Regions from separate parts of the Homo sapiens genome. Here region 1 is linked to region 2. A link is a loop called in an ENCODE intact Hi-C map of the cell type or tissue named here. Cell type or tissue: Caco-2. All regions are shown on one strand. Links, peaks and the distances in the headings refer to the core of each region. The heading gives the core; the rest is flanking DNA.

The links. Hi-C counts contacts between places; a loop is a spot of excess contacts. Peaks named below come from ENCODE experiments on the same cell type or tissue, not always from the same donor. Only the 100,000 strongest peaks of a DNase experiment are listed, where the experiment ranks them.
Region 1: a loop joins it to region 2, with 4 times the contacts of the local background. A loop is called at or near these places in 1 of 110 quality-filtered maps.

What each region holds. Positions count from the first base shown.
Region 1 is chr3:31,309,991-31,315,375 of GRCh38, forward strand. No RefSeq gene overlaps it. Among named protein-coding and RNA genes, the nearest start is that of MIR466, 150 kb to the left of the region's middle. In Caco-2, for the core only: no CTCF peak of the experiment used is centred there; a DNase peak (open chromatin) is centred at 2,121.
Region 2 is chr3:31,368,182-31,373,566 of GRCh38, forward strand. No RefSeq gene overlaps it. Among named protein-coding and RNA genes, the nearest start is that of STT3B, 160 kb to the right of the region's middle. In Caco-2, for the core only: no CTCF peak of the experiment used is centred there; a DNase peak (open chromatin) is centred at 2,690.

The sequences.
Region 1 (5,385 bases), core at 106-5,105, 58 kb before region 2:
TGGAGTGCAGTGGCAGGATCTTGGTTCACTGCAACCTCTGCCTTCCAGGTTCAAGTGATTCTCCTGCCTCAGCCTCCCGAGTAGCTGACATCACAGGCACCCACCTAATGCCCAGCTAATTTTTTTATTTTTAGTAGAGACAGGATTTCACCATGTTGTTTGACCTCCTGACCTCAAGCGATCTGCCTGCCTTGGCCTCCGAATGTGCTGAGAAGATTACAGACATGAGCCAATGCTCCCAGCCTATTTCTTCTTACTTTGTTTTAACATGGCTACTAGCAAATTTAAAATTACATGTGGTTCCTATCAGACTTCTATTGGACAGTACTGGCCTTGACAAAGGACCTACATTTAGTTTGAAATTATCTTAGACTGAAAGTGAATTGCTAACAAGTGTTAAACTTGATAAAATTATTTTAAAACTGTTCATTTTCTTCAACAATTCTACCAGATTTAAGAAAGAATTGGTTCAAACTCTCTTCTGTATTTAAGCTGATAATGCAGGTTCCCCTGACCTCTTTTATTTTACAAATGACTTCAGAATGGTCAAGTCCCAGAATCTACAGTATCTGTGCATCACAAAATGTTCTATTGATCTTGAAGTCTGAATTTTTTGTGTTCAACAGAACTGCATCTAATTTTTAAAGTTTTAACTCCTTTTTTTGTTTTTTGTTTTTTTGTTTTTACATTTTGTAGACATAGGAACTTGCTATATTGCCCAGGCTAGTCAAACTCCTGGCCTCAAGTGATCCTCTGACCTCAGTCTCCCACAATGCTGAGATTGCAGTCATGAGCCCCTGGGCCTGGCCTAATTTCTTTTTTTCTGCATGTCACAAATTTTATTCAAATATGTAGAAATTATCTTCGTTCCAACATATTGTGAAAAACTTAAAACACGCAACTAACATGCATACAATAAGAAGAGGAAAGACCTAGATAACTGGCTCCAACAGACTGTATCATTTGAAGTGAAGGGAGTGAGATCTAAACTACAGACCAGCCCCTCACCACATTGTCCCATTGTTTAAATATAAGCTACACAGAATAATATACGCAGCAAGGAGAAGCTGGAGACAGGTTGGATGGTTGCCAAATGCCAATTTTCTCATCCTAAAGAAGGCACCTTGCATCTTTATTATTCTAGTTTTCAACAAGCAAATAAAGGGTTCCTAGCTAAGAATGTGCACTAAATACATCTACTGGAGAAAAATAAGAAATTGAAAAAATATTAAATAGATGAAACAAGTGATAAGACAACTTTAACCATGTGTTGCTGAATCACCTCTGTAATCATTCTGTTCTTCGTGTTTTTCATTAAGGTTTTTATAAATGACACAATAATAGATTTTTTTGTCTGCCAACTCTCTGCAAAAATTAAGATGAATTTATAAAAAGTTTTCAACTTCTTAAGTACAAAGTAGAGAATGTTATTTTGAGAAGAAGTACACAATCAAAGGCCATTGGTAGGAAAAGTACAAGTTCTACCTAGAAAGGATGTTCAGGGACAGTTGGGTTAGCCACACCAGTAGAATGAAGCTGTTACCAGAAAGGGGTCCCAATCCAGACCCTGACAGAGGGTTCTTGGATCTCACCCAAGAAAGAATTTGGGGCAAGTTCATAAGTAAAGTGAAAGCACATTTATTAGAGAAGTAAGGAGATGAAAGGATGGCACAGGCAGAGTAACAGCATGGGCTGCTCAACTGAGTACACTTATAGTTACTTCTTAATTATATGCTAAACAAGGGGTGAATTATTCATGAGTTTTCCAAGACAGGGGCAGACAATTTCCGGAACTGAGGGCTCCTCTGCCTTTTAGACCATACAGGGTAACTTCTGGATGTTGCCATGGCATTTGTAAACTGTCATGGCTCTGATGGGAGCGTCTCTTGGCATGCTAATGTATTATAATTAGCATATAATGAGCAGCGAGGAGAACAGAGATCACTTTCATGGCCATCTTGGTTTTGGTGGGTTTCGGCCGGCTTCTTTACTTCACCTTGTTGTAAAGAGTTTTTACAGGGTCCTTGCAGAGTCTTTGTGACCTTGTGCCACGCTTCTATCTCATCCTGTGACTAAGAATGCCTAACCTCCTGGGAATGCAGCCCAACAGGTCTCAGCCTCATTTTATCTAGACCCTATTCAAGATGGAGTCACTCTGGTTCAAACACCTCTGACAAAGGCATCAAAGGCCCCTTGTCCTCAACATGACCTTTCCAGAAAAATGCCTTTTCCTGTTCTCATTATAGCAGATAACATCAGTGCCCCTCAGATCTCTTCAGATCAGATCCATTTTTACCGTGTTTATGTTCCTGCCTTCAGTGTGTGTGTGTGTGTGTGTGTGTGTGTGTGTGTGTGTGTTTCCAGCAGACAGCACCTGATGATCTTTCTTGGATGGCTGCCCTTAGACTACTGAAGCCCATTTTGCCCCCACGGACAGAAAGTTTAAAGTGCCTGATAATTTTTGTGCTTCCACCCTTGACCCTTCACCAATGATGCATGGGTGTGGGCGCCTTAACTAGGGACAGTGCTGAGGCAGATCTTCCCCTCCAGAGCTCACATGCAGACCCAGCCTGAAGCTCTTCTCTGTAGAACTCTGAGATTGTGCAACTGCTTGGTTTTTCTCTCCTTTCCTGTCCTGCTGCCTCACTCTCTTACTGGGTTCCCCTGGGAGCATTTCCTGAAAATATCACTTGGCACACAAACCAAGGCAGCTCAGGGACTGCCTTTGAAGAACCTAACCTAAGATATCCATCAACCCAGATCCTCTCATCTCTAAGTGCAACAGGCCTTAAAATCCTAAGTGAGGAGGGACACAGGCCCCCACTCCACCTTCATATTAGGGATGTTCAGCATGGGCACACTATGAACTGTCTTTCCATTACTCTAAGGTGACCACACATGCTGGTATTTGCTATCCATCCCAAGGGAATAAACAGGCATCTCAGATTAAAGTTTTAAGAAGGTTTCTTCTGGATTTTCCTACCGCCACAACCACTACAAATCATTACGTGAGCTGTGACGTGTGGAATTGAATTACGACAGTTAAAATTCGCTAAACTTTAGCAAAAGAAATTTTAGAACCTTTATCATTAATTGGACTTGGAGCTAGAGGTAAGACTGAGATAAACAAGACAATTTTTTGAGCCTGAAAAGGTACAATTACCATAGACCAGGGCAGGACAGATGCATGATTTATGTTCCAAACCACTTGAAGCAGGTATGAGGAGCCCAAGAGTCGGGAATGGTGGCAGAAGGAAAGGGGCTGGCAGGGAAGGCAGTTATCACTCCTACCTCTCACATTGTAGTCCAGCAGCATTGGCATCACCTGGGAGTTTAGCAGAATTCAGTCTCAGGCCCCACCCCACGCCTACTGAATTAGAATTTTATTTGTATGCACATTAAAGTTTGATGTGTTCTTACCAGCCTCGCTATCACTTTAGCAGCTACATACACATGATCATTGCACTCTGGGCTTTCTCCCCTTTCAGGCAGGCTTCCCTAGCACCTGCCAACTACCATTTGGAAGGGACTGTTCTAACCCACCCTCCACTCTCCTTTACCCCCACTGGCCTTTTCTCATTGGCTCCATTGCTGAAATGGCCAACATTATTCTCATTGCCAATATCTTCCTTGCCTCATGGCCTTTATCTGTGCTGTTTTTCTGCCTAGAACATTCTTCAACTGGCCAACCCAACTCTTCGATCAGGTCTCAGCTTAAACATCACTTCCTCCTATCACTCACTCTAATATAAGTGCCCCACCATTCTCTCTTGTGGTCCACAGTTCTTTTCCTTCAGAATAGTCATTACAATTTGTAATTAGAAATTAGCTATCTACCCCACCCCCCAGATTGTTCAGGGTGGAACCATGTATGTTTCTTCACTGCTGTATACCTGGCATCTGCACAAAGCCTGAATCACAATAAGGACTCAATAAATACTGTTCAAATGAATAAATAATTAAAACCAGTTTCTTTCCTGCAAGACTCTCAGATGCTAATAAGCCTCATCAATCTCCAAGAGAATAGTAAAGTATTCAGTGTTTCTCAAACTAATTTGTCTCTGCAGAAAACCTATTAATGTTGTAGGGAACAGGGTTCTACAGAACACAGTTTGGAAAATCCTGGGGTAAGTAAAGGTGAGAGAAGGGAGTGTTTCTAAAAGTCAGAGCATCACAGAAATCTAGGGAAGATAAATATATATATATATGAGTACTTACTTTTAGAAGCTCTTAGAAGAGAAGCACTATAAAGATTATACTGTGTTCCCATCACATTGTATAAATCGCCCAAATCTTGGTGTGAAGATCCATCCATCAGTGAAGACAACCAGAGGAGCATTACAGACTCCAGAGCCATCAATGGAGAGATAGAAGAAGACCTGAATCCCCGGCTACTACCACTGTAAAACAGCAACATTTTTAGAAAAGCTACATTATAATCATTTCAAAATTAATTTGCTGAGTCATCTTTCCCTGGGATCACCACACAGTACAAATATGTCATGTCAGTCACTAAAAGGGCAGAAATAAATTATATTTGAGAAGAACACAAAATGAAGGTGTTCTGGTTACTGTTGTTGGGTAACAAACTGATATAGTTTGGCTCTGGATCACCACCCAAAATCTCATGTCAAATTGTAATCCCCACATGCCAGAGGAGGAGCCTCATGGGAAGTGACTGGATCATGGGGATGGATTTTCCCCTTGCTGTTCTCGTGATACTGAGTGAGTTCTCACGAGATCTGATGGTTTAAAAGTGTGTGGCACTTCCCCCTTAGCTCTTTCTCTCTTTCTCCTGCCACCATGAGAAAAAGGTCCTTGCCTCTCCTCCACCTTCTGCCATGATTGTAACTTTCCTGAGGCCTCCCAGTCATGCTTCCTGTTAATCCTGAAGAACTGTGAGTCAATTAAGCCTTTTTCTTCATAAATTACCCATCGCAGATAGTTCTTTATGACAGTGTCAGAACAGACTAATGCAGAAAATTGGTGCCAGGAGAGTGGAGCACTGCTATTAATATAAAAATACCTGAAAATGGGGAAGCGACTTTGGAACTGGGTAACAGGCAGAGGATGGAACAGTTTGGAGGGCTCAGAAGAAGACAGGAAGATGTGGGAAGTTTGGAACTTCCTAGAGACTTGTCAAATGGTTTTGACCAAAATGCTGATAGTGATATGGATAGATATGGCCAGACTGAGGTGGTCTCAGATGAAGATGAGGAACTTATTGGGAACTGGAATAAAGGTCACTCTTGCTATGCTTTAGCAAACAGACTGGCAGCATTTTGCCCCTGCCCTAGAGATCTGTGGAAATTTGAACCTGAGAAAGATGATGCAGGATATCTGATGGGAGAAATTTTTAAGCAGCAAATCATTCAAGATTTGTCC
Region 2 (5,385 bases), core at 318-5,317:
TAAGGAGGCTTAAATATACACTATGAGTTGAAATTAAATATGAAATAAATGAACTTTTAGGAATTTACCCTGTAGATATAATCATTTGTGTGTATAGAACTTAACATATTCAAAAAGAATTCAAATTAAATTAAAAATAAATGGATGAACTTAAAGTAATTTACCCTGTGGATATAAGCATGTATGTGCACAAAGACATATACATAAAAGATATCCATTTTGTCACTGCTCTTAATGGTGAAAAAAATGGAAAACTATCCAATTCAACTGGGAAATGATTAAATAAATTAAAGCATATCCACTGAGTGGATACTTTTCAACCATTATAAAGAACTCTACGAGAACTTGTGTGGAATGACCTCCAAGGTGTTGTACTACAAAGATATGTATGTATGTGTGTATGTGTCTGTTTGTATATATAGACAGTTATGTTTATATACACATATATAACTATGTATTTGTGTGTATGTATTTTTCTTTTCTTTAAGGCATTGTTTATGGATAGATAGACAAAAAATTAAAAATACTGGTTACCCCTAGAAAGGGGAACTGAGTGATGAGGGGGTAGAGTAGCAGAGAAACCCATTTTCATCTGCCAATGCTTTTGCACATTTTAAATTTTGCATCATACACCTGTGTTACCTTTTTAAAATAATTCATTGATTTAAATTTCTTAAATGGTTAAGAAAAGATCATGCATTGGTACAGATGTGCAGTCTGTACAGCAGTACATACTCTCGGGTTTGTATTAACTCTCCTGCTCATTATCTAGCCTGAGGGAACTTGATCATCCAGACATTCTAGAGTGCCACGTTGGTCCCTATATTGATGATGTCTTGCCTGAAATTGGAAAATAAAAAGTACTTTCTACTCTGGAATAATCTAAGTAAGACACAGGCATGTCAGGGGATGAAAGATAAATCCCACTGAGCCGGGTATCTCTTAAGTGATGTTCTCAGGGATGCATGGGTCTGGGACATGGTGGCATAGTCCCTTTAAAGTGAAAGACAAATTTCTATACTTCGTGCAACCCACCACTAAGGAGCCACAATAATTGTTGGGACTTTTTAAATTTTAGAGGCAAAATACAGCATGTTACCTTTATAAAATAACACATAAGGATGCCATTATTTATTGGGGCCCAGAGCAAGAGAAAGCTATATGATAAGTACAGGATGCAATACAAAGTGTTTTGCCATTTGGGCCACATGGTCCAGCAGTTACAATGGTACTCAGGGTGCCGTAGCAAATAGAAACACAATGAGACTTCTGGTAAACTCCAATAGGAGAATTCAAGGACACACTCACAGAATTTAAAATGCTTTCTTGCCTTCTTCAGTCAATAATTATTCTGATTTTGAGACATAGCTTTTGGCTCACTAATATACCCTAATAGAGACTGAGCATCCAACCAAGGGGTATCAAGTGACCTTGGTGTCTGACCTACCCAACATTAACTTCTCATCATTATCTGACCCACCAACTGTAAAGTTGGATGTACACAGCAGCAATCCACGTGGTTTATCCAAGATCAGGCTCAACCAGATTTTGAAGCCACAAGTAAGTTGCATGGGCTTAGACTCCCATGGTAACCACTCTTGCTGCATTGTTGTTTATGCTCAATCCATACCAACAGCCCCATGGAAGTTTCCTGTGACTATTTGACTAAGGAAGATAAAACTTAGGTCTGGTTTACAGATGGTCTATACAGTATTCTAGCCTGAGCCAGAAGGAAATATTGCTGACTCACTCTGAAGTGTGAAAAATATTGAAGAATCCATTCCTGGGCAAAACTTTAATAGCACATTTGATATCCACTTTGCCAGACAGAAATATGGTAAAAGAAATGGATCCACCTCGATTCTTGAGCAATGGCTAATGATTTAGCCACATGGTTCAGGAACTGGAAAAACAACTCTGTAAGAGGAATGTCAGTGGGAATGGTGGAATAAGGACCTCTGAAAATCTGTTTCTCCATAAAAGCAATGAGAACACTAGCAAATTGTAAAAATCAACTTTTTCAGAACTCTGGAAATTAACCAAAGGCTCATAACAATCCAAGGAGTGTTTATTCAAGAAAAAGAGCTGACTCAGTAAGAACAGCAAGCTATGTGATATTTTAACTTGCCCTATTCCCATTCCCCTCTCCTAGCTACCCAGAAGGCTTGAAAATAAACAGTTTGTAATCACAGCAAAAACTAGAAGCCTAGCAGCCACTGGAGGAAGCAGACAGGCACTCTCCAAAATCACCAATTCAGAGAATTGTCATTATTTGACCTCTCTGGCAGTTTCTTGGAAACTCTCACTAGCAGGTCTTTATATGACCTGACTGGAGCTCACTTAGTGTGAACAACCTTTTCCTTGAGGACATTTAGCAAAAACAATCAGCAGCAATTGTTTCCTATCACAGCTGCCTGAGGTGGCAATAATAGGCAATCAACAAACTGACCAAGAAACTTAAAAGGAAAAGCAAAGTCCATAAGGAGCTTTGAAAAGCGCTGACAACATCCTGGAAATTTAGAAGCCCATTCATAAGTTCAGGGCTGTCCACATGCCCAGGACTGCACACACAGCCAGAAAAAAACCTTGAGAACACTCCAAACTCTCATCTCTGGCTTATCTTGAAGTTCTGCTGAAGTCTGAAGTAAAGGCTACTGCTTGAGCATTGAAAGCATGTCCTGATATGCACACAGAGTTCCTCTGCAAAGGCTGGGAAATTTATTGGTTCAAAGCATTGAAGGAAGTCTCTATGCAATCATTAGCTAATCTCTAAGCTCATTGAGCAAAGACTTCAGCAGCCACACACAATAAAGAATGTAGACTTTACCAAATTAGTTCAGGAAAGTCACTAAACAAACAAATCGCTTCCATATCTCAGTTTTATGCTCGTGGAAAACCTGTTTTTCTTCTGCTTTTGAAAGTTCCAGACCTTTAACATTTCCTTCAGTTCCATGTATTTTCTGCATTGTCTTAGTCCATTTTCTGTTGCTTGCAACATAATGCCTGAAACTAAGTAATTTATAAAGAAAAAATTCTTATGATTCTGGAAGCTGGAAAGTTCAACATCAAGGGGCTGAATCTGGTGAGGGCCTTCTTGCTGGTGGGGACTTACTGCAGTGTCCCAAGGCAGTGTAGGGTATCCCATGACAAGGTGGCTGAGTGTGCTAACTGAGGTCTCCCTTCCTCTTCTTATAAAGCCACCAGTTCCACTCCCATGACAGCCCATTCATCTATTAACCAATTAATTCATTAGTCCATGAATGGATTAATCCATTCATGAAGGCAGAACCCTCATGACCCAATTACTTCTTAAAGGCCCTGCCTTTACTGCTACATTGGGGATTAAGATTCAATATGAGTTACGGAGGGGATAAACATTCCAACCGTAGCAGGGGTGATAGGCCTCCACTATTCTGTGTCCTTCTTTTCCCATCTGAATCTTAGCTGAGATTTCAGCAGTCTGGCCTGTTTCTTAATTGACCTTATCATTCCCTATTGAGAATAGTATGAACACTGCTTGCTGGAATGGTGCTTTCCTTCTGTTTGCTTTCACATTGCTTTTCTGGCCCAGACATTTGTCTTTCTAACTTATTCCTCTAGATTTTTTTTCTTTTGGGTTTCTCCAGAGTGTCTGATGCCAAGTCAAGGAATGAACAGTTTTCAAAGCATGCCATTTTCAAACAAAGCTTGTTTATCTTCACCTGCTTGAGTTGTATAATACCACTCAGGAGGCATCATCTCATCAGATCAATATCCAACTCAGGACTGACCTCAATTTATTTTTATCTTGCCTGGCTCTCTAGTAGTACATCTTATTTGCCCTGTGAGTTCCCCTGGGGGGGATCATAATTCCATAAATTTTCCTGGCAGGTTTCGTCAGGCACAGGCAATTCCTGCTTCCCCATCTATGATAACTGTACAATTTTCCAATTTGCGACTCAGTGCCTTCAGTATTTTATCCTGGCTTCTCAGGCTTCCTCATTCACATTTGTCCAAATATTGTGCGTAGCTGTCTCAGTCCTCAAGGGGTGCTTACCCATGTGTTCTTATTAGGGAATATCTATCTGCAGTTTTATAGAGATATTCCTCAATAGTTTCCTAATTTCAGGAACCCTCTAGAGAATCACACTCATCTCCTCCCTGAGATCAATTATCTTTTCTGATCTTAGAGCAGTTGTATAGCAATCCCTTCATCAGACAGGAGCAGCTAGATAGATGTGCTTCTCCTGTCCAGTTTCAGATATGTCGAATTTGGCCTCCAAGAACTTCTTCTCTTTCATATTTGTCTAGACTATATGCTAAGACTTTAATCATTTTCCTAAAGAAACGTCTCCCTTCTCCCCGTTAATCAGATGTCTTCCTTTATTTTTATTTCATTCTTCCACTTGCTCCTATTTTAATAGTAAGATCAACACATAATTTAAATAAATTCAGTTCCTCCTAATTCCCTGAGCAAACCTGATTATTAAACACAAAGTGTTATGAAGACAGACCTTTATATTGTCTTCTTTTATTCTGATGGGCAGTAATTATTTATTTTCTTCATCCCAAGAAAATGTCCCACCCCTATTTAACAAAAGCTCCCAATTCAAGTTTATGATGTTTGGTAAAACCCATGACCCTTCTCTGTGGGACTGTAAGGCTTAGGTCTCTAAAATCTGTATTGAGATCTAACCTCATGTAATTAACAAAAAGCCTCTCAAAAGACAGCACCATATAAATTCCTGTCTCTGACCATACCCCTGAGAGTAGAGAGGAAACAGAAAAAGATAGCTCAAGCCAACTCAGAACCTCACTGCATATCTTCAACTACATGTCAGACTTTCAGGGAAAAAAAGAGCTTAGTGCCAGTTCTGTCAGTACTATAGAACCTTGGAATTGGGTCTGGGCCAGGTCACTGCCCTAGAGCCACCATGCCTTGGCAGTATCACGTACACTTACCTCTGATCTGCTCTTGATGAAGCACTGGTCAAAACCAGCACTGTTGGGCCAGGTTTCGCTTCTGGAAACTTGGCTCTAGCAAGTCTCCTCTCTGTAGTCCCATTTGCAGCAGTGTCATCCACCTATCCCTGCACGGACTCCAGGCCAAGCTCTTTGCCACCCCGATTCCGCTACTTTGGGTTCCATTTCTGTCATGAGACGGTGTGGTACAGTGATAGTGGTATCACTACTAACATCAAACTGTTATTATATATATGTTATTACTACATGTTTTTTATAAAATAGTTATACATTTTTTAAAATCAGTTCTTTTTAAAATCAGTTCTTTTACAATAAAATTTACTTATTATATAACATTGTGGGGTTTTATTTACAATAAAATGAAAGCTCCATAAGGATAGAAAGTATGTCTTTCTGTACCACTGTATCCCCTGCATCTAGAAC